Linked DNA regions of Homo sapiens: all the other regions are linked to region 3. The links are chromatin loops, found by intact Hi-C in ENCODE. Cell type or tissue: CD4-positive, alpha-beta T cell. All regions are shown on one strand.

Evidence for each region. Hi-C counts contacts between places; a loop is a spot of excess contacts. Peaks named below come from ENCODE experiments on the same cell type or tissue, not always from the same donor. Only the 100,000 strongest peaks of a DNase experiment are listed, where the experiment ranks them.
Region 1: it touches region 3 in a loop (2.5-fold over the local background); 16 of 110 quality-filtered maps call a loop at or near these places.
Region 2: it touches region 3 in a loop (3-fold over the local background); 7 of 110 quality-filtered maps call a loop at or near these places.

The regions. Positions count from the first base shown.
Region 1 is chr22:22,939,808-22,947,807 of GRCh38, reverse strand. No RefSeq gene overlaps it. Among named protein-coding and RNA genes, the nearest start is that of IGLL5, 56 kb to the right of the region's middle. RefSeq lists a silencer at 545-594 and enhancers at 3,841-4,090, 4,731-4,820, 6,461-6,550. In CD4-positive, alpha-beta T cell, CTCF peaks have their summits at 4,642 and 4,848 (motif pointing right); a DNase peak (open chromatin) is centred at 4,877.
Region 2 is chr22:22,799,379-22,807,378 of GRCh38, reverse strand. It overlaps IGL. Among named protein-coding and RNA genes, the nearest start is that of MIR650, 19 kb to the left of the region's middle. In CD4-positive, alpha-beta T cell, CTCF peaks have their summits at 4,649 and 4,857 (motif pointing left); a DNase peak (open chromatin) is centred at 4,818; H3K27me3 peaks cover 245 bases.
Region 3 is chr22:22,749,665-22,757,664 of GRCh38, reverse strand. It overlaps IGL and the pseudogene IGLV3-15. Among named protein-coding and RNA genes, the nearest start is that of LL22NC03-102D1.18, 42 kb to the right of the region's middle. In CD4-positive, alpha-beta T cell, a CTCF peak has its summit at 3,952 (motif pointing left); DNase peaks (open chromatin) are centred at 3,934, 4,424 and 4,974; H3K27ac peaks cover 1,849 bases.

The DNA.
Region 1 (8,000 bases), 190 kb before region 3:
GTTATAACAGCCCAAATGGACTAAGACATGGACCATACGTGGGCCTGTAAAACAAGCCTAAACAAATTTCAAAGGACCAAAACATTCCACATATGTTCTGTAAGCAAAATACTAGAAATCAGTCACAAAAATATAACTAGAACATCCTCATATGCTTGGAAATGAGGAAATATGTTCCCAGTGATTTAGAGAGATTCTCAAATTGGAAATTAGGTCACATTTTGAACTAAGCAATAATGAAATCATTACATGAAAACCTTGTGAGATACAGCTAATGTAGTACATAGAGGGAAATTGATTACCTTAAAATATGTATAGAAATTTTATAGAAAATAAGCTGAAAAAGAATGAGCTATGCATAGATCTCAGAAAAATGCAGTAAAATAATCTTGAAAAGTTGAAGGAAATAAGAAAGGGAAGAACAAGTATTAAAGAAGTAGATCATATATTCAGTGGGATGATGCAGCAAGAAAGTGGCAGTTAGTTCCTTTACAATATTACAGAAATTGAAACTGATTCGGTGAATTTATCAAGAACAGAAGAAAGGACTGGGTGGGTGCGGCGGCTCATGTCTGTAATTCCAGCACTTTGGGAGGCTGAGGTGGGCGGATCACTTGAGGTCAGGAGTTCAAGACCAGCGTGACCAACATGGCGAAACCCTGTCTCTACTAAAAATACAAAAAATAAGCCAGGTGTGGTGGCACTCGCCTGTAATCCCAGCTACTCGGGAGGCTGAGGCAGGAGAATCACTTGAACCAGGGAGGCAGAGGTTGCAGTGAGCCAAGATTGCACCACTGCACCACTGCACTTCAGCCTACGTGACAGAGCGAGACTCTATATCAAAACAAAACAAAACAAAATAAAAACAGAAGAAAGAAGGCACAAATCACCCATATCGAGTGTAAACAGGGCTGGGGGCGGGGGGTTGTTTTATAGATGTGGAATACCTAAAATGGGTAATAGAGTCAATTTTAACAACATTATGCCAGTACTTTGAGATGAAATGAGAGTATTCTTAGAAAAATCTAATCAAACACATATATTTGACTCAAGAAGAAGTAGAAAATCTCAGTTCTTCTAAGGGTATTGAATACATAGTGACAAATATTCCCACAAACAAAACTGGGTTAGGCAGGGTGCGGTGGCTCATGCCTGTAATTCCAGCACTTTGGGAGGCTGAGGTGGGTGGATTACTTGAGGTCAGGGGTTTGTGACCAGCCTGGCCAATACAATGAAACCTCTTCTCTACTAAAAATACAAAAATTGGCTGAGTGTGGTTGCACGAGCCTGTAATCCCAGCTACTCCAGAGGCTGAGGCAGGAGAATCACTTGAGCCCAGGAGGTGGAGGTTGCAGTGAGCTGAGATGGCGCTACTGCACTCCAGCCTGGGCCAAAGAGCGAGACTCTGTCTCAAAACAAACAAAAACAACCCCAAAACTGGCTCAGAGAGATTCACTGGTAGGAAATTCCAACCTTACACAAGATCCTCCAGAGAATAAAACAATTCTGAAGAATAAACGATGCCTTAATCACAGTAGTGCCACATATAGTGCTGGCTAGTACATAATGGACAAGTCTGGTCCATGCATTCCAAGGATGCAAAATCGGTTTGACATTAGAAGAATGACAAATTGCAATATTAAAGGAGAAAAAAATCACAATAAAAGATGCAGAAAAAACATTGAATAAAATCTGAAGAATGATTTTCAGAAACTACTTACCATACGAGAAATGTAAAATAACTTCCTTAATCTGGTGAGAGACTCCTGCAAGGAACCTACAGCAGGCATCGTGTTTAATAGTGAACTGTATATAAACATCCTTTGTGACAAGACAAGGATGCCGCATTGTACTGAATACCAGCAGGGAGAGTAAGGTGAAAGAAAAAAATGAAAGGTGTAGGAATTGAGAAGATGGCAACAAAATTGTCACCATTCACAGATGACATGTTTAAATGTGCAGCAAATCCTACAGACTGCACAGATACACTTTTAGAACTATGAGAAAGTGTAGCAAATTTACCAGATCTGATTTCAAATATATAAGCCTATTATTTAATATATTTTTGTACATCAGCAGATGAATGGAAAATAATATTAAAGAGGGATACAATTTACAATCACATTAAAAATATCAGTTGGACTGGGCACAGTGGCTCACACCTGTAATCCCAGCACTTTGGCAGGCTGAGGCGGGTGGATTGTTTGAGCCCAGGAGTTTGAGACCAGCCTGGAAAACATAGCAAGATTCTGTCTCTACCAAAACAATTTCAAATTAAAAATTAGCCAGGCATGGTGGTGCATGCCTGTAGTCCCAGCTACTCAGGAGGCTGAGGTGGGAGGATCACTTGATCTCAGGAATTTGAGGCAGCAGTGAGCCAAAACTGTGCCGCTGCACTCCAGCCTGGGTGACAGAGCCAGACCCTGTCTCTAAACAAAACCGAAACAAACACCTCCCCCGACCCGCTCCCTGCAAAAACTCACAACAAATGTATATCAGTAAACTAGGGGTTCATCTACAGAGATGTCCAAGCTGTTTATGGGGAAAATTGTACAACTTTCTTGAGAATTATTAAAGTATACTAATGGGAAAGACAGAGGATATTCATGGATTGAAAGGTGTCAATTCTTCCCAAACTGGTTAGTAAACTATCCATTCATTCAACGTGCAAAATTCCTGTACATTTTTAGGGGGATAGAAGAGTAGCTGATTCTAGGGAAGAGAAGCTCAGATCTTCTTGACAGAGAGGAGCACCCTCCTCCTTCCTGGTCACCTGGGCAACTTCAAGGTCATGACCAGAGGGAACCTGGGCCCCTCTATCGCCCGCCCAGAATTCTCCCTCTCCTTCCCCAAGCCCAGAAGCCGGCCACGCTGTTCCCAATGGAGGGAGCATTTCCTCTACCATGGACACAGCCCAGGCTCAGCTTCTGCTCTGGGGCACAGAGGGGAGGGGCTCTGAGGGCGGGAATCCTGTGGAGGGGCACAGCTCCCTGTGCTTTCCGGGGGTCGCACTACCCAACCCGGTGGCCCCCTCTTGTCCTGCAATCCCATCCCGGCTCCGGTGGCCCACTTCACCCTCCTCGGCCACCAAGGGTCTCTGCCCCCATGCTAGCAGTGCTGGGAAGGGCCCCAGTCTGTGCAGACTCAAAAGAGTAGGGACCAGGACTGCAACCTCTGAATAAAACCATGGGGAAACTGAGGCTCAGGGAGGCCAAGGTCAACGAGGCAGGAGCAGAATGGGCATCAGGGTGGCAGGGTCTGGTGACCTTCGAGTGACGCCCGGCGGGCTGGGCCTCGCCCTTGGGCTTTACCTGGTTCTCATTTGGTGCCAGATGTCTGTGCTCTCTGGGGATAGGAACATCCCAATCGTCCACAGTTCCAAGGCAGGGTGTGGTTGTGGGGCATGAGATGGTGGCCCTGCTGGGCTGTGCATTAGTCTGGCTGCTCTGGGGAGAACTCAGTTCATAGTAAACCCAAATATAGACGTGTGTCCCTCTAGTTACAGGGTGAGTGTGTGTCCTTGGGAGGCATGATGTATGCACGGGGACATGCAGGGGCTCACTGGCCTGTGTTTGTGAATGAATAACCCAGACAGCCCAGATGTCCATCCACTGGGGATGGGCCGGGACCAGCGTCTATTTGTATGTTGAACCATGGAGCTCTGTCTTATTTATCTAGTTGCATCTCCTAGTACTAGAGATATACATGTAGCAAGTTAGAAGGAGCGTGACAGGTTCCACATGATGTTGTTCAGGTGCATTTGAAAACTGAGAACAAATGCAAACTGCTCAGCATGGTCTGTAAGGCCCCAAGGAACCCCCACCCCCGCCTGCAACCCAGCTCCCTCTACCCCTTCCCTCCCTCACCCCTCCTCTCTTCTTGGATCTGGCCACATGGCCTCCTTGCTGTTTCTGCAATTCGTCAGCAGAGTCTCACCCCAAGGCCTTCGCACTTGCTGTTTCTGCCGCCAGGAGCGCTCCTCCCCAGGCACCTCCACAACTGGCCGGTCCCCTCATTGACTCAGGGGTGTCCCTTCCTGACCATCCAGCTAAACCAGCAGTTGTCACAGTCTCCCGTTTGACCCTGTCTTTTTCGTAAAGAACTCATCACATCACAAATGACAGCATCACGTGGTGTTTGTTCCAGGCCTATGTCACCCAATGGCACTTGGTTCCAGGGCTTGGCCCCCGAGGCCACCACTGGGTCCCCTGGGCATAAAGCCACATCCAGAGCTGTTGAATGGCTGCATGTGGAGTGAGCAGCACTGGGTTTCTCTCAGGGAAAAGGGGGAGGGAAACGGAGGGGAATCTAACCTGATCAGTTGTATTTTCCTCTCAGTAAAAGCCTGTGATAGTTGACAGCAGGCTAGCATTTGTTACTGCTGTGTGTCAATGTTCTTGGCATTTCTGTGTTTTCCTAAAGCCCAGGCAGGCCCTCCCCTCCTATACCCCGTCCCACCTGGCACAGAGGAGAGCCGTTTCTGGGACTCTCTGGCCTGGAAATTCCTCTCCCCCAAGGTGTCTTCTTCCCTCCCGGGGGACCGTGCACCCTGTGTATGTGACAGGTGGGTGTACAAGGGCCCCCAGATCCTCTGCTCCAGCCCCTCCCTTGGGAGAGGGCCCAGCCTCTGGGCTCTGACAGGGCCTCAGGAGCTGGAGTTATTCGGAATCTGAGTACCCGGACCATTGGTGGTGGGTGGAGGGGAGGGCTGTACCACTTTCCTGATGAGGGACCTTGGCCAGGTCACATCCCTCTCTGTGAAAGGAGATAATGATCTTGCCAGACTTGTGCATCCTGGGATTTCCGGATGAAGACTCCTGGGGGTTGTGACTGATAAGACAGAGACCTTCTAGAGAAGGGACAACAGTGGCCACTAGAGGGCGCTATCGACTCTGGCTCTGGCCAGTGCATGTGAGTGGGTGTGAGTGTGTGAATGCGTGTGTGTGTGTGAATGAGTATGAATGTGTGTGGATAAATGTGTGAGCATGAATGGGTATGTAAGTGTGACTGTGTGTGTGTGTGTGTGTGGATGTGTGTGTGTGTGGAGCCCCTTGTACAGGCACAGTTAGGATATGTCAGCCAAGGATGCAGCTGGGATGCCTTCACGTGGTGACATCCCTGTTCAGGTGACACTGCAGTGCACGGTTACCACATGGCTGGACTCCTGAACACTCAGCCATCCTGCTCTGGGGCAATCTTCCTATAGCCTCGAGCTCCCTGCCCCAAGAGTGGTCCTGAGGCTCCTTGGTCTGGGGGTGGGCACAGGACAGTGGAGTCACTCTGGCTCTAGCGCTGGAAGGAGGGGAGGCAGGAGGGGATGGCTGCTCTGCTCAGACCCTGCGTATCCCTCACATTCAATAAACTGGGCTGGGATGTTTAGTGTTGAGCAAGCTTCAGCCACGCATGCCCTGAGGAAGGAACACGTGCAGGGCCTGTGTGAACTGCACTGGGGCCCCCTATCCAGAGAGGAACCCCGGGGCCGGGTAGACTGGGGTGGGGGTGCCAGCTCTCTAACCTCCCCAAAGACCCAAGGGCTCCTCTGCTCAGAGTGGTCAATGTGGAGTCTTGGGGTGCTGGAGCCCAGCACCCTTTGCAGCCTCGGGGTGCTGGTCATGGGGCTGGATCCCAGCTAAGAGGGGACCTCATCAGGGCCAAGTGTGTGTGACAGCATCCTGTGGGGGAGCACTGGGCCTTAAGACTGGCAGCCAGGCTCACAGCTGGACCCATGACAAGTCCTTTGTCCCCTCTGGGCCTCAGTTTTTCTGTGTGGCTGAGTGGTGAGGTCCATTCTCTAAGACTCTTTTGGTGTCCCCCAGACCCCCCTGCCTCCTGGGGCAGCTGGGCTGGGCACCTGGGACCCATGAGGGGCTGACAGCCCAGGATCTGAGACCTGGGCCAGTGCAGAGCTGGGGGCACCAGGCCCTGCTGCTGGAGGTGCTGGGCTGAAGATCCCCCCAGCCTCCCACAGCAAGGGCAGCCACCCCAGGAGAGCCAGGCTGGGGACTGAAGACTTGGGAACTAAGGAGCTAGGGATTATCTGATGCAGGAGGGGCCAAATCTCCTTCCTGGGCTCTGAAGGTGGAGACAGTGGCCACCAACAGGGCCTCTCCAGCCATCCCTCAGCCCCACATGTGCACACCTCACAGACTCCAGCCCACAGACCCCTGACCTGGAATAGCTCTCCCAGCCCCCACTTGCAGCCCTCCTGCCTCCCTAGATCTCCAGAGCAGCCAGAGGCTGAACTCATAGCCCTGAGCCTTCTCCAATGGTGGTGTCAGTAGCAGTGGGGGTGGTTGGTGCTGCCAGAGAGAGACACAGAGCAGCCACGGTGGAGGCTGCGGAGGTGGAGGAGTCTGAGGCCTCCCTGAGGAGGGAGCTTGGGGCCTGGTTCAGGTCACCTCACAGTGGATGCTCTGGGGAGTTTGGAGGAGGCCCTGGGGGCCCCTCTATCTTTCCTATTCTCAGTGTAGAGCTGGGGTCAGGTGGGGCAGGTGGGAGCCCAGTTCCTGTGGATGCCTCTCCTTCCACACCCTCATGGGTACCTTTCGTGGATGCAGGGGGGCCTCTTTGGGCACTCAGCAGGGCAGTTCAGGCTCTCTTCTCTGGAAGTCAGTCTGGGACATGCGTCCAAGGCCTTAGACAGGCATGACCTTTGATCTTTGCAGAGAGGGTCAACCCCAAGTCAGTCACTGGATCCTTGCACAGAGGTGGGGGCGAGGGGCTTTGGCTGTGTCCTGCTCAGAACAGTGAATGACCTGAGCAAAGCAGCCTAATTGTCCAGCTGACTTGGGAAGAGGCTGCCTCAGTGTTGTTGGAGCTGCTTGTTCCCAGTGTGATGCGCACCCAGGTTTATCCACACCTGCATGGATATGTTGTTAAGTGACAACCGTAGAGAATCTTTGTCAGTCTGTCTATTCCTCCTCCTCCTCCTCCTTCTTCTTCTTCCCTTCGTCTTCTTCTTCCTCCTCCTCTTCTTCTTCTTCTTCCTTCTTTCCTCCTCCTCCTCCTTCTTCTTCTCCTTCTCCATCATCATCATCTATCTGCTATGTGAAATGCAAGGCTGAGTCTGGAATTCCAGATACAACCAGTACAGATCTCCAGGCTGCACTGGAAACTTTCTCTTTATACTCTTTTCTTCTTTAATTAGGAAAGAATTCACTATGTTTGAAAAACAAAGTGAAATGATGTGTTGTACAATGACAGGCCCTGGACAAACTGTCACACTGGACTCCAATTGGGTGTTTCTGATGCCCTGCTCCTGGGCAAAACTGCCCATGTGTCAGTGGCAGCAGAGTGGACAGCTGAGTGATGGGACCTCCACACAGTGGGCTTCTAGTCAGCAGTGAAATGAGTAATTCATCAACATCAATATCAAAGAGACAGTGTTGAGAAAGAAGCAAACCATGAAAAATACACATGGTCTTCTTCAATCCGTATGAAGTTCAAAAGCAGGACAAGCTGAAAAACCGTTTGTTGAAGGGCACACACAGGAGGTCAAACTTTAAGGAAAAGGAAAGAGATGATGAATTCCGTGGTTCCTGAGGTCTAGGCAGTATTCCTAGCCCAGGAGGCTAATAGATGTGAAACTCACATCATGTGGAATTCACCATTTTAAAGTGTACAATTGAGTGGCATTTAGTACATTCACGATGTTGTGCAATCATCACTCCTATTATTACTCTGTAAACTTTACAAATTCATCGTATTTATTTATTTAATGGTTGTTACAGTTTGCAACTAAAATAGAAGGAAATACATCAAAATATTAGCAGTGGCTCTTCTGGGTGAAGTACAAGGGGCAAATTGTTTTCTCCTGTTTGTTTTTCTGTACACGTTGTTTACTGTGTCACATTGTTTACTGTGAATAGTTACTATTTGAAACTAAAGATCAAGGGCGATAAACTGTATTTTAAGAGGAAGTCAGAAAACAAACAAGGTGGCCCTCTCGTATGCTGTGCTGACACCTGTGTCCCTGTAGCCTCAACTACGCCTGTTGCCCC
Region 2 (8,000 bases), 50 kb before region 3:
ACTTTGCAGTTTCAGTATTTCTGCTTGGTTCCTTTATAAAACTTGTCATTATTGATATTTCATGCTTGTTCAAACATCATTTCCCTGCTTTCCTTTAGTTCTGTTTCCATGGAGTCCTTTTGCTTTTTGAGCATATACGGGCAGTTCATTTGAAGTGTTTGTGTAGCACGTGCAATGCCTGTGCTTCCTGAGGAATGCATTCAGTTGATTTATTTCTTTCCTTTTAGTGGGTCTTGCTTTCTTTTATGTTTGTCTGCTTTGTAAACTTTTCTTGAGATCTGGGTATTTTGGATGTTATGATATTGTCACTCTCGAAATCAGATTGTCTCTCTTCTCTGCCTTGGCTGATGTTGCTTGCTGAAAGGTGCTGTTATTCAATTGCGTGGTGACATTTCCAAAATATTTTGGTAAGGACCAGCTTCCTTGTCAGAGTGATCCATGCAGTTTCTGTTCAATTATTTCCATGGCCAGAAATTGACCTGACAGAGATTATTTTATGTCTCTCCCTTCATCGGCACATCCCTGAATACTGCAAATGTGGGACAAGATTCTGTTGTTTTATGAGAGTTAATGTCATGACTCTTGCCACTTCAAGTAATTTCACAGGAGGGACCATTTGCTGGAGCTTCGTACTCCACCATCTTCCATGATGCCACTCTGAGAGCAGGTATTCTTGTCTTTTTTGTGCACCAATAAATCTCCATCACCTAAACAGTATATGAGACAGTTTAGTGAACTGGTTTAAATTCATATTTGTTTAATGTGTAAGTAAATGTAATTGAATTTATAATACTTTTTATCCATTTCCCATGAGTCAGGTGCTGTGATAGCAATGTTTTACGTATGCAGTTACCTTTCTTTTAATTTTCATATTTTATTCAATGTGTATGTCTTCAAATTTGTTCATGGATGTCTTAGCCAGATTTATGATTTTTAAAAGCCAAAATATAATGTCTCGCTAAATCTACTGAACCAGTGGAGGGACATCATGTGGTCACCCACTGCTCCCGTGGCATCCATGAGTGTGGCTTTAACTCTGCCTTTTTTTTTTCCTTGATTAGTGTTGGAAAATCATAGGTGACCTTTTGTCAGGAGAATAAAGTATTAAGAACCATGACTGGAAATTTTCCTCTCTCAAAAGAAGCAATGGGAAATTCTACAATTAGTGTTGTTCATTTCAATAGCTCTCTCTCACAGACCTACAAAATAAATACACAAAAAAACAGTAAGAATATATATTTGAACTATTAGCCAACTTAGGCTAATTGAATTCGTAGAAAACTATACCCACAGCAGCAGAATAAACATTGCTATTTCAAATACACAGGGAACATTTTTCATGATACTTCCTATTCTAGGCCACAAAACAAATGTTAACAAATTTGAAAATATGAAGCTCATGCAAGGTATGATTTAATGCAGAATTAACTAATTAAATGGAATTGATACATGATGAACTGTGGTAAATCTTCAATTTTTTGGAAATGAAAGAAGATAAAACTACATATTTCATAAGTCAAAGAAAAAAATCACAACAAAATTAGAAAATACTGAACTTTTAAAACACAAAAACAAATGTATTAAAATTTAAAAAATAGATATAAGTAAGTAGTTTTAAATAAATCTATTGGATTGAATGTTTGGCAGTGGAAAGAAGCAAGATCTAAAATAAACTAAGGTTCTACCTCATAAATCTAAGGAAAAGGAGAGCATTGAAATTCAATTTAAATAGAGAAAAGGTATTAATATAGTTAAGAGCCAAATATCAATGAAATAGAAAACAGGAAAACAACAGAAAACCTCAAAAAGTGACTTAAAAAATACAATCTATGGATATGTTCCTTGTTTTTCTTTCCCTTTCTCTGTCTCTGTTTTTGATTGCTTTAAAAAATGGTTCCTTTCTATCTTCATGCCGGCTTAAGTGATGGTTAATTTTAAGTGGCACATTGACTAGGATGTGGTTCCAGGTTGATTTTGTCCAGTACAAACATAGAAGTTTATGTGAAGATATTTTCCAGATGTGACTCACATTTAACTCAGTAGACTTTGTATAAGCAGATTACTCATCACAATGCGGTGGGCCTCATTCATGAGTAGAAAGTGTATAGAGCAGGCCAGGCCTGGTGGCTCACACCTGTAATCCCAGCACTTTGGGAGGCCAAGGAGGCAGGAGGATCACTTGAGGCCAGGAGTTCGAGACCAGCCTGGTCATCATGGAGAAAGCCGGTCTCTACTAAAAATACAAAAATTAGGTGGATGTGATGGTGCACACCTGTAATCCCAGCTACCTGGGAGGATGAGGCACAAGAATCACTTGAAGCTGGGAGGTGGCGATTGCAGTGAGCTGAGATCACACCACTGTAACCCAGCCTGGGTGACAGAGTGAGACTCTGTCTCACAAAAAAAAAAAAAAAAAAAAAGAAAGTGTTTAGGTGTTTAGAGCAAAGAGTGAGGATTTCTTAAGTCCTGTATTGCTGAATTCAGGCTCAGGACGCAACATCAACTCTTACCTGCATTTCCAGCCTTCAGCCTGCCCAAGAGATTTTTATCCTTGTCAGACAGGACAATCCTATGAACCAATTTCTTCTTTTAAGTTTCTCTCTCTCTCTCGATATGCTCACATACATGCATGTGTATATACACATATGTATGTTATACACACATATATATCTTACCAATTTTGTTTCTGTGGATAACCCTAATGTAGCTTATTCGCTCTAATTCTTTTTTGATCAAAAGGTTTGATTTAATGACTACTTTAAGGTTTATGTATATAGAGATCTTATGAAAATCTACCTGCAGTTGTTACACATTCCCATATGAGACCTTGATAACATGTTCTTCACCCACCACAGATTTTGTGCTGTCTTTGTCATATAATTTGCCTTTATTTTCATTATAAATCACAATGTATTTTATTAATTTATCTTTGATCAGTGAACTGTATTTTATTGGCATTAACATAATACAGAGGTTTTCACAAGTATCTATGTAGTTACTGTACCTGATATTTAATTTTTTTATTTCCTTTTTTTTTTTTTAATAGAGACAGATTCTTAATATGTTGCCCAGGCTGGACTGCAGTGGTATGATCATACCTCACATCAGCCTCAAACTCCTGTGCTCAAGCAATACTCCTGCCTCAGTCTCCCAAAGTGCTGAAATTACAGACATGAGCCACTGGGCCCAGCCTGATGTTTTCACTTTTTTGTGTAAATTCACATTTCAATGTGACATCACTTTCCTTCTGTCTAGGGATATCCTTTACCCTTCTAATAGCAACAGTCTGGTGGTGAACAATTCTGTGAGTTTTTAAATGTCAGCAAAACTTTCATTTATTCACCATTTTTGAAAAATACTGCATGAAGGGGAATATGGGGAAAAGTGAATTTTAAAAATAGACCAAGATTTGATTAAGCTTTTCACCAAAGAAGATATACAGATAACAAGCACCTGAAAAGATGCTCAGCCTGATGTTGCTAAGAAAATACAAGTTAAAAAATTAATAAGAATCGCTACAGATCTATTAGAGTGGCTTTAAACAAAAACTGACAATAATATTGAGTGTTAATGAGGATGCACACAACTACAGTTCTCATAAATGGCTGGGGACATGTCAAGATCCATGTTGCCTCCTCAGGCAGAGCCCCATGACAGTCCCCTGAGGCAGGGGTGCAGGGTGCAATGGCACTCACTGGATGCAGTCATCTCAGCCCGACCCCTCTCTCAGGGCCGTTTTCCTGCCTGGGCTGTTCTGGTCTCTCCCAGTGTAGTCCCCACAGGCTGGTGTGGTGGAAACAGATTGATGACTTATCAAAATGGCCTCAATCATGGCCTGCATCTGCCTCTGCCTAAGGGTGTCTTGAGGGAGGACATCTGGGATGATGAAATTTGAAAGGGGGAGAGTCAACATTCTCAGGGTCAATGGAGATGACATAGGGCTTCTCACTCTCAGTCCTTGAAGAGGAAGGGGAGGGGGTATGTTTTGGCCTCACTTCTTGGTCTGTGTCACTGTGGCTCACCCATCCTCACCATCAAACATGTGGCTCTCTCCACAGTGATACTCGGCCTCATCCTCAGATTGGAGGTTGAAGATAATTAAGTAGCATTCAGCCCCAGGGCTGGAGCCCAATAAGTGACTGGGGATCCTGTTCCCCTTGCTGTTGCTGCCATTACTCTTAACCTCCATTATACACTAGGGGGACCTCCTTGGTCTCTGTTGATACTATTCACTGGTGTAGGTGACCTTGGCTGAGGCTCACAGCCAGGCAGATGCAGACGGGGGCTGGGTCAGCACAGACAGAGCACAGAGACCTGGAAACATATAATTTCATGAATGATGCTGAATGCACAGGAGAACTGGAAAGAATGCCACTGAGGACCAGTGCTGGGGGGAAATAGCAGTGAAAGGGTTTCCCTGAATTCTCTGGATGCTCCAACCTGTGGAGAATATGAAGGGCAGGAGGTAGAAGGAGACACAGGCCGTGGTGGGAGGCACTTCCGAGAGCTCTGATCGAGGCTGCCCAGTGGAGCCTGGACACAACCAGCTCCTATCTTATCCTCTTCTTGAAGCTCAAGAAGGAAGGAGCATTGAATCCAAATCTGTTCTCTATTCCCAAGCGTGTCTGTCTGAGCTCATAGCTGAGCCCTGGAGCTGATGGCCTCAGGGTAGTCATTTCTCAAAGGCAGGAGAAGGGCCAAGTGGGTGTCAGGAGTGGAGAGTGGATTGTACTCAAAAAGACTGGACCTGAAAGGAAACATCAGTCACACCCTTTGCACGTGAGCTCTACTGGGGGACTTGGAGCTATTAGCATCCCCAAACAATACACCCACAGTGCCTCCTGCTGTCCACAGGAGGAATGCCATCCTCCATGTATCACTAGATTATGCAAAACAACTACTTATGAGACCTTAATATATTCAGAGTCTTTGGTGAGTGTTTTATAGGCACAACCATGACTGGATATTTATAATAACCCTTCCTCAGCCCTATGCTTATGGCATAACCTCTCCTCAAGTTTACTGATGACAGAACCAACATTGAAAGATTACACAATGACAGAAGTGAGTGGAGTCAAGATTCCATGCAGGAGATGCACCTCAGAGCCTGAACTTCAGCTTCTTCCTGCCCTGCTTCCTTTCTTCCCATGAGTCTCCTCCTCCCACCTCATCCCAGGACCCCGGACCCCTCTGATCACAACCCTCTCTTCTTTAATCAGGTGCACTGTCTTTGATGGGTTCTGTGGACAGAGGTAGGGACACTTCCTCTGTTCACCCCATGACAGATAACAAAAAAGCACATGTCAGCAGTGACACTGGGACATCCAGATGTCTGCTTGGCTCCTTGTGCCAGTCATATCCCCAGAAAAATTTGGGATCAGGATTTTATTTCTAAGAAGGTCAAGGCTGTTGAATTAGGACAGCTGTAACACTAGATACTGAAGTCTTTTAATTTAATAAACATAATTGACAAGAAAGTATTCCTTAATTAATATTCTAAGTATATGTATTAGTTTTCAGACCTAGGACTGTTGAGGCTGTGATGAAAGTAATTCAATCACAACATGATGTTGTATTATAAATAGAAAAGACGTGTGAAGTCCTGCGATGATCTCGGAGACAGACAGAAGTCTCTATGTGCTGATTTCCTGGAGTTTGGTCTAAAGAGACAACTGAGATAAGATGAGGCCACAGGTCACCAATACGCCTGCTCCTGTACCTGGCTGAGCACATCACTCGCAGTTCCTCCACACGCTTACCAACCTAAGAATCCACTCCTCCTGTCACTGGGCATCTCAGGGTCTCCTCCCAGGACCCTGCCGGCCACTCATGCAGGCCAGTTCCTTTTCTTGTGGGTCCTGATGCAGCATTGGATGTAACTTGCTAAGACTATCCTGGGAGATGGACACATCACCAGAATGTGTTCCAGGAGAACTACAGCAAAACCACTTTGTCTTGTCCAGATTCGCTGTGATGCACATTACTCTCCCAGTTGCATCTCTAGAACTGGCCTTGTTTGTAAATTCCTGATTCTGGGAAGAAGCACCCAGTTCTGCAGAAACTGTCAAGGTGATCTGCCCAAAGTGAACAATCAGTTTGTGACCTGTGACCGTGCACAGTGGGCAGTGTGGAGGTTGAGATGGGCATGGGGGGACTGCCAGTCAATAGGGCAGGTCTTGTGCCACTGAGGGGAGGAGACCCTGGGGAGAGAGAGCAGGGGCATCTCCCACTGTTTTCCTGTAAGTCAGTCCACTGAGGCACAAAAGCGAGTTGAATAAGATCTTAAGATGCAAAGACCACAGCAGAGCTGGGGCTCAGGACAGTCAGGACCTGCAGCTTTAGGAGAAAAGCTGATAAGCCTAGTGTCCCAGGGAGACTGTCAGGGAGGCAGCTGCATTTAGCCCCACCCACTGGAGAAAGATTCTTGATTCCATGAATCAAGAATTTCCAGCCTGGCTGGGAGCCCATGGAAGCAACTCTTATCCATGTGTCAGGGATTTGCTCACTCTGGTGATGGCCAGAGAGCATGGGTGGATCCTGGATATTCAGGGAATATTGACAGCTGGCCCATGACAGAGACAATGTTACAAATTTACATTGTAGGCTCCCCCCCGCCGAATTGATATTGAAGTCCTCAGCCCCAGAACCTCAAAATGGGATCTTATATGGGAATGGGGTGGTTACAGATGTAATGGGTTAACATGACATCATACTGAAGTAGAGTGGGCTCCCAATCCAACAGGAGCGGTGTTGTTATAAAAGGGGGAAATGGCTGAATGCAGTGGCTCAGGCTTGTAATCCCAGCACTTTGGGAGGCTGAGGCAGGTGGATCACCTGAGGTCAGGAATTCGAGACCAACCTGGCCAACCTGATGAAACCCCATCTTTACTAAAAATATGAAAATTAGCTGAAGGTGGTGGCAGGCATCTGTAATCCCAGCTACTTGGGAGGCTGAGGCAGGAGAATCACTTGAACCTGGGAGGCAGAGGTTGCAGTGAGCCAAGGTCATGCCACTGCACTCCAGCCTGGGCGACAGAGCGAGATTCGATCTCAAAACAAAACAACAACAGCAAAAAACAAACAAACAAAAAACCGAGGAAACATGGTCAGAGACACACATAGGGAAAATGCCATATGAACATGGAGGCAGAGATTGGGGTGTTTGTCTGTAATTCAGGGAACAGCACATCCTTCCAGAAGCACCTGAAGCCAGGGAGATGCACAGAACAGGCCCTCGCTCAGCCTCAGAAGAAACCAACCCTGCCAACACCTTGATCTCAGATTCTAACATCACCTACAGATTAGTGGAGAAGACATTTCTTTTCTCTGAGCATCCAGTCTGTGCTACTTTATTATGGTAACCCTGGCAAAATAACACAGACGCCCCGAGGAATGCTGTGTTCAGAGAATCCCCTGTAGGGCTGGGCTCTTTGCAGATGCTTTGGTCTCTATCATCACAATCCTTTGGGGAGAGGCCTCCCTGTCCTGTGTTTTCCTCCCGTACAGTGCCCGAATTTCCTCTCAAGGAGCCTGTCCCAGCCCCACAGGCAGCAAATAGTGTCTCCTGTGACCTTAGACACCTCCCTTCCATGCCTGCCCCCTCGGGGCCCTGGCAGGATTTCTGATCAGACTCACAGGCCTCTCTCAAGGTTGTGGCTGTCAGCTGAGGAATGCGGCCCTGGGCAGGGAGGGATGGCCCAGGACCATGGGGCCAGAAAGCCTTCAACAGCCTTCAGATGAGCTTAGCAGCCTCTCCCCACCTGGCTGGCTACACCTCCTCCTCATGGATGAAGTTGCAATCCTTGGTTCTACAAACTCCCCCACTTTCCTCCCTGGCTGACTTGCCTGAAAACAGCTTCTGAGACATGGGGGGGAGTTGGCAGGAGAACACCTGGGGATGCTTGCCTCAGCTCCTGGGCCTCTATTTTAAATCATTTTAATCTCTCTTATTTCGAACAATCTAAAACCCTCGGCACTGCCTTTCCTCCATCTGAGGTCTA
Region 3 (8,000 bases):
AATGGTACGCAGCAGTTTGGGATGGCCCCAGCAGATGAAATACAACAGGGTCGGTGTGAGACTTCTGGATTTCCTCTGTGTCCCCTGGCTGGGATCCAGACAGCCTCAGGCCTGGAGGGGCACAAACCTGAAAACAAAAAGAAGTCCGGAAAGTCCTCTTGCTCAGGATTGAAGATAGGAAAAGAAGCTTGTTTGGCTCAAAGTGAAGGCTCAGTCCCCTGCACAAGCAGGTGGTTCACACCTGTGTTCTCATCTCTCTTACACCAGCGCCTCTCCCTGGGTTCACACCAATGTCCTATGGATGGAGATGGGGCTTCCTGCACCAGGTCACTCCTCAGCCACTGTAACCTGAAGGGGTGCAGACCAGCACTGTTCATTCACAATATGATGTGAGCCTCATGGAAATCTGAATGTCTAGTCATCGCATTAAAAATACAAAGGGAAGAAGTAAATGAGTTAAATAATTTACTTTATTTACCTAGCATATCAAAATAGTATCACTTTCATATGCAATCTAAGTACAATTATTTGAGACATCTTATATATATACTTTGCATGGCAAGTGTTATTATTTTTTGAAGAATCTTTATGTGGAGATTGTGTGGCTGATGGAGATGTGAATGGGTTTCCTGTTGACAAGGGTGGGCTGTGGTGGCTTTTTAAGTGTCAACTTTGATAGGCTGAAGGAGGGGTGGAAAGAATGATTTTTTGCACAGAATGTGGAGGGTGGAGGTGGGCAGTGTCCATCCTGCAGCTCACCCTGCAGGTGCATCTGTGGTCCCTGCATGGGATGAGGCTGCTCCTCCTGCCCCAGGTTTCCCTGCAGGGAGATCTGACTCCAACTCTCCCTCAGACCCCACAGTGCCTGGCATGCCAGGGCCCTTTTCATTCCATACAAATGCAAGAAACACTCAGATCTCATTGGGCATTTGCAAACTCACAATGATCATTAGGAATAAACTGGTGCTTTCTGGTATACTGTGGCCTCCTGAGGTTCCTGATGGCTCACGTTCGGGATGACTGGTTATGTTATTTTGGGATGCCTGGAAGCAGACTCTGAGATGGAGCTTTGCTTTCACAGTAGGTGTGAAACTAAGTGAGGGAGGCAACACCGGGCACAAGGACACTCTGACCCACATTGAGTCTTCTACCATCCCAATAAGGAGCTGTGAAGCTGGGAGGATTTTCTGTTTCTCCCATATTGAAAGGGAGTCTTGAGAGCTTCACCTCAGGCAGTTATGAAACCACACCTTGCTAAGAAGGGGCATAAACCTGGAGGAGACAGTTTTCTCTGCTGACAGCCCTTCTCAGTGAGGGCACAGCTCTGAGCTGCCAGAGCTACCAGCAGTGCTGGGTGGGTGAGCTCAGAAGAGGGAATATGGGTGGATCCCACAGTGTCCACTCCACTGGTTTTCCTGAAGAGAATGGCAGGATGCCACGGGAACGTGAGCTGGGCAGTTCTGGAAACTGACTCAGGATATTCAGCCCAAGGACTAGCCTTCACCCCCTATGGAAATCCAGAGCCCAACTAAGCATGTCGACCTTGGTCTGATCTTCCAACCAGGCCCCACTTCCCCAAATCACAACTGATTCCTCCACACCTCAATATATCCTGGTCATCTCAGCCCTAAATTCACTCTTGATGCCCCCTCTGCAGAGCCTGCCTGGAGGGCCTGTGGAAAGGGCAGCCTGGGGGTCTCACATCCAGGTTAACTGGGCAACACACACTCATGGCTTTGTCCACTGTCTTCCTGGGCTGGAGGACAAGAGTGACACCAATGGAAGAGGTTTTTGTGTTTTGCTCCTTCATCTCCCTGTGTCACTGTGGGATGAGGAGTGCTAATGTCCCACATCTTACAGTAATAGCCTTGTCCCCACCCTGGGTCCTGTTGATGGTCAGGGTGGCCACGTTCCCCAAGTTGGAGCCAGAGAATCTCTCAGAGATCCCTGAAGGCCGCCCGCTATCCCCATAGATGACCCACACACGGGCCTGGCTGGCTTCTGCTGGTACCATTGAGCACTTTTACTTCCAATACTGCTTTCCCCACAGGTGATCCTGGTCATCTGTCCTGGGGCCACTGACGCTGAGGGTGACTGTGTCAGCTCATAGGTGACAGAGCCTACAAGGAAAGAAAAGGGGACAGAAAAAACTTGAAACTGAGGGTCTCAACCCAAGGATATCTGGCTACTTGCCAGGGCTGGAGTGAGCCCCAGGAATAAAAGAGCTCTCAGGGCACCTATGAGCACAGGAGCACAGAGTGGGGGCATTTCACCCCAACCAGCCCCTCCCCCTGCAGCAGGGTCACGAGCATCCTGCCCACCACACACAGGGCCCTGCTGAGCTCAGACTGACGGCCAGGCTGAACCTGGAGGCCTGGGGCTGGGCAGGTGGGTGAGACCCTGGGGGCAGCACCTGTGCAGTGAGTCAGGAGACCAAGGAAAAGAGGGGCCAGGCCATGGCTGAAGTGCCTCCAATGCTGCTTCTCAAGTCTGAGGCTGGGCAGGCTCCTCCCAGGTCTCTCAACCCCTTGTTGGAGAGAAGGGTCCATGATGCCAATCAGCAGAGTCAGGGGCTGCTGCTGGAGGAGCCTTGTGATTTCGAGAAGGGCACAGCCCCAAGGGACCCAAAGAGGTTAGGGGTGACCTTGCCCTCCCACCCTTTGCCCACAGGATCTCCTTTATGAATTGATTCCATATTCTCTGCACACATCCCCACATCACACTGTGCTCAGCCTCACTCCTGGGCTCCCTTGGTCACAGCAGAGCTCAGAGGTGACTTTGTCTGTATTTACAAAGGAATATGAAGTCCCTCCTATGGGATGGGTTTTGACCTGGTCTGGGAGGTGACCATAGAGTCATGCTGGTAACTGTGGAATTATCTGGGGTCCCCAGTCCCCTCCTCCATTCTATCTTGGCTCTGGAGGGAGGTATTTCATTTTGGTCTAGGCCTCTAATGTGTCCTATCATAAATATTTTATGTTAGAGAGGACATTTCTGGTGTAGGTCTAAATCTATTTTTAGACAGTACTTTCCAGAACCCAATGCAAGTTCCCTCTTCGTCTCCACTGTACAGGTGATAATGCACACCTTGGACAGGTGCGGGTCCCACCACAGCCCACAACCTCTGAGTGATAGAGGTCAATGAAATTCCTTATTTGCCAAGTGCGCACAGAGTGTTGGAAGATCCATGAGATGCTGGAAGTTTCTGCCTTGGCTGTGAGCTTCTAGGTAGGTCATTGCTGCTGTGCCTCAGTATCTCCAGGATGCTGTCAGGACCAGGGACAGATGAGGAGGTGAAGGAAATGTTTGCTCCATGAGAGAATGAGAGGGGGCTGCAAACTCCAAGATCCCCAGAAGTGAATGTTTATTATAAATATGATGTCTCCAGTTGCTGGGGAAAATGTATCAATGGATAAGAACTTAAGTCAACTAAAGGTTAATGAGCAACTATTTTGTGACTCACCAGGAAATCAAGAGCTGTGATTTGGCAGCTTCCCCAGGAGAGAGTCGGGAAAGACCAGGGACGGTGGATGTGGAGGGGCAGCTAGGAAGTTAGAAGCCAGCCACTATGTCTGCAGGACAGGGGTTCCCAGATCAAATGGGAGTAGGGGGATACCTGTGACCTCAGAGAGGACACTGCACATGAGGGGGATGCAGTTTTAGCACAACTGGGTGTGGAGGAGGGGGCGTTGTGAGAAGTCAAGTGCCTGGATCTGTGTCAGACAAAGAGTCAGCATGCAAAAGAGCTGAAGACAAAATGTGATTCTAGAATTTTTACATCAGTGTCAAGGACAATACTCTAGGACAATAAAGACCCTTTCCCTCTAAATCTGAGGTGGTGGTCACTGGCTCTTACTGCATGTCAGCATCTCCCTATCACCCAGGCCTGCCCCATCCCCAGGTCGCTTTGCCAGTTGATTCTCTGCTTCCCCCTGGTGGCTGCTCCACACTGTCGGCTGGGAGCTCAGGGACTTCCGGGGTCTAGGTGTGGATTCAGAACCTGCTGCTCAGGTCCTTGATGCCCTGATCTGTGGACGGCTGGTGCCAGGGGAGGAAGTCCTCTTCTCTGTGTGGCCCCTGCCTGACTCAAGACCAGGTACAAGGGGCTCAGCTTACCCAAGAAAATGCAAATATATATATATAGAGAAACAGTGAAACAAACCCCAATCATATTGGAGAACAGTAACTTGTAAACCTGTAACAGGCATTGTGAGGGGAAGAGCTGGCTCAACACCCTGCAGTGAAGAGTCTGCTCTGTGTGGGGACTGGAAAGGATAGCGGAAACCTGAGGGATCTGGGACCCAGATCAGTCCCTGTCTGATGTGATATCACCTTGTAAATGAAGAGCTGGAGGCAGATGTGTTGTGCAGTCGGGTGTAAGGTGGAGAATTTCCTGTTTATGCTCAGGTGATCTGTGAGGGGCTGGGCACACACACCCCCTCGTGGTCCACAGGATGCAGTTGCTGATGCTGGGACTGGTTAGATACAGGTGCGCTCAGATAGGCCCTTCACCTGTCCCTGTTTGCCTGGGGCTGAAGCCACTCAGGGGCGGTGGCTAACCTGCCTCAGCCGTCCTCCCAGTGCTCACCTTGCAGCCATAAGGAAATTAAGCTTCTGTCTCTTCCATTGATCCTGGGTCATGCTCAATGCACCCAGCACAGACAGGTTGACTGTTTTCTGGAATGTTCTCTGGGAGTTCCCCAATTAACTCAGCCATGCAGAGCAGAAGACGCGGCACCCCTTTCAGGGGCCACCTGATTGTTCCCAGGCTCTTACTCCAGAGGAAGACAAAGCCCTTGGCATAGCTGGGGTGTCTCCTGTGCCGGTGGGTAGGTGTTTGCAGAGAACAGGTTTCCTTGAATGTCACCATGCTTCCCAGCATTTTAACATGTGACAGCAATGCATCAGTAACATTTTTTGGCTCATGAATCTGGATAGAGAAGCAGCTGTTTGCCAGGTTATTACACAAAAACCTTTGCGCAACATTTGCTGTGCCTTCCATGTGCTGACTCATCACATGTGGCAGCGTGGTCTTTCCCATGCTTCTTCCTGCTCCTGGTTCAGGCCTTGTTCCTTCCACACCAGGGCATCCCTACGTCCTCATCAACCCTGTATTGTTCCTGCTCTGGGCAAAGCCTTCAGCGAATAATTAACCTGCTTCCTCAGTCTGTTCCCTCAAAGTCACTTTGTGAAGCTGAATTTCTACCTCAGTTTACTGTGAGTCAGTGGCTGTTAAAAGTCATCCTCTCCTTCACCTGTGTAATGGCTGTGATTGGCAGTGAAGGTCTTCTTACAGAGCACCTGCTGAATGCTAGTGGCTGGGTGCTGGAGATTCAGTACTGGAAATTCCATCTGCAGAATAAACAGTTCCCTCAACTTCTAAATCCATCAATAGGTACTGCCCACACACACATTGGTGGGTAGGGCCATCATCAGCTGCTATCTTCCCTCTATCAACTCAGTGCCCAAAAGTCGTAACACCCTTCCCCTTGATAGTGAAAATATCAAATGGACCCATCACTTGAGCAAGGTCCTACTGCACACAATGAACCTGGTCCAACTGTGCACCAGAGACTTGAGCTTTTCTTGTGGAACTTTTGTTGGGTTCCAAGGAATACTGTTTGAAAAATGTTGGGTCAGAGAGAAATAACATCCAATTGTCTGCATGAAAACTTAAGGGTCTTGGCTGGTAAGGAAACTAAACAACCATAAGAGACATTCGTGTGCAACTGGGAAACATGACCACAGTCTGCATAAAAGAGAGCTGTTAGTATCCTCACTTGTGATAACGAGAGAGACAGAGACCCCAGTATGGCCTTGTCCACAGTTGTCCCAACCAGAAACAGTATATATATATATATATATATATATATATATATATATGCTGATGGCAATAATCTGTAAACTTCAGTGTGTACACATGATTTCATGATTAAACCAGTTGTACTTTTTTTTTAAGGTGGCATGGACCCAAAGAGTGAGCAGCAGCGAGATTTTTTGTGAAGAGTGAAATAACAAAGCTTCTACAATGTGGAAGGGGACCCGAGCAGGTCACCCTAAACCAGTTGTACTTTTAAAGAAGGAAATAAAAAGACTGAGACATCCTAGTGAGAAAAGAAAGCCCAATAAATGTGGCCCTAGAGACTGGAATCAGACATCTCTCCTGGAAAAGGGCATCACCCTCACCCAGCAGGACCCTCCCTTCACACCTGCAGCCCTGGGACATGCAGCAGAGGCGCAGGTCCTGGGCCTGGCATCAAGGGTTTCTTAGTGAGCTCCTCAGAAAGCAGCCCAGAGCCCAAAGATAAACTCCAAACTATCAGGGCGCTGGGGGCACATCCAGTCAGGACTGACCTACCTGGGGAAGGTGATGGGACTTTGGGGGCCATGGGAGGTCAGTGTGCCCCAAACACAGTTCCCAGGTGGGACCAAAGGTAGTGTCTGTGCTTCCTCTTCAGTTTCTGAGAAATATCAGTACAGAAAGGGCCCTGAGGCCAAAAGGGGCTGGGTCTCCAGTCCTTGTCAGGCATCAGGCAACCTATTAGAATGTGGGGGTCAACTCATCTGGAAACCAGAGGAGACACAGCCCCTGGGGCTTCCACTGAGCTGGTTTTACCCAAGGAAAGGAGAAATTCTGCAGGACTGTGCCCTCTGCGACAGCTCTCTCCTCCCCTGCATGACGTATGATTACAACTGGGACCATGTGCTTTTGTGTGGATTCCTAAACTGTTCATGTACACCACAAACCTGACAAAGGTCCTGGCAGCTCTGACCACCTTCACCCTGTCCACTTCTCATTGGACACATGCAGGCCCTGAGAGGATGGAGAAGCTGCTCAGAACCTCCAGCCCCTCAGGGGCCAGGTTAAGACCAGAGAGGACACCTGACCCTGAGGCCTGACCTATAGCTGCTCAGAGGGCAGGTGAGAATGAGAGGCAGGCCGAGGTGGGACAGTACTGTGGCTAGTCCCTATCTCTCTGTGTTACTATGAGTCCCTGCCAGCTGCTCCCACTGTTATTATCTGCAGTATAGTAATAGTCAGCCTTGTCGCGGGCCTGGGCCCCACTAATGGTCATGGTGGCCATGTTCCTTGATTTGGAGCCTAAGAATTGGGCAGAGGTCCCTGAGGGTCACTTGCTGTTATACCAGATTACAAGCACCGAGGCCTGGCCTGGCATCTGCTGGTTCCTAAGTGTATGTTTATCCTGAGTTTATCTCCAGAGCATGTGATCATGGTTGTCAGTCTCAGGGCCACCAAGACTGAGAGCAGCTGTCTCTGTATGTAGGAGGCACAGGCTGAGAGGAGAGGAGAGCAGAGGAGAGGAGAGGAGAGGAGAGGAGAGGAGAGGAGAGGAGAGGAGAGGAGAGGAGGGCTTGAGGATGAAAGGCCCCTTTACAGAAGGTCCCAACCCAGAGCTGAAGTCAGGGTTTGGGAGGCCAATTACAGTGTCATATATTGAGTGGTTTAATGGAGGGTCTTTCACCCTTTGTAAAATGTCTTTTAAAATATTTTCACATTCCTGCCTTATAAATTTTTCACAATTGAAAGAATGTTTCCTCTCTCAATATAAAAATACATTTTTCTCAGTGTTGCTGAAACCTTAACTGGGTAGCAAGATGTGGTTGAGGGGATCCCAGGGTAGGTGGGGACCAAGGATTGGCATTTTATGGCCAATGACACTGTGGTTTGGTTGCCATAATGCATAACTGAGCCAACAAGGAATCAAAATAATCAGACAAGATCGTGGGTGTGGTTTAGGTGGTCCTAGTGTCCCAGACTGGAAGCACGTGAGCAGCCCCCCCCCCTACTTATTTTGTTTTGAATGAGCAGAAAACACCATTTGAGAAAGACTGCGAGGGCTCCTGAGCCTTGGCAGAGGCTCTGTGTGATTGTGGCCACAGAGCTCACCACGAGACTCAAGTTGCTGATATGCTGGATTTCGTCTGAAACACAGTCCCGGGTGGCCATTTTAGGCAGCTCCCCAATCACACGGCAGGGA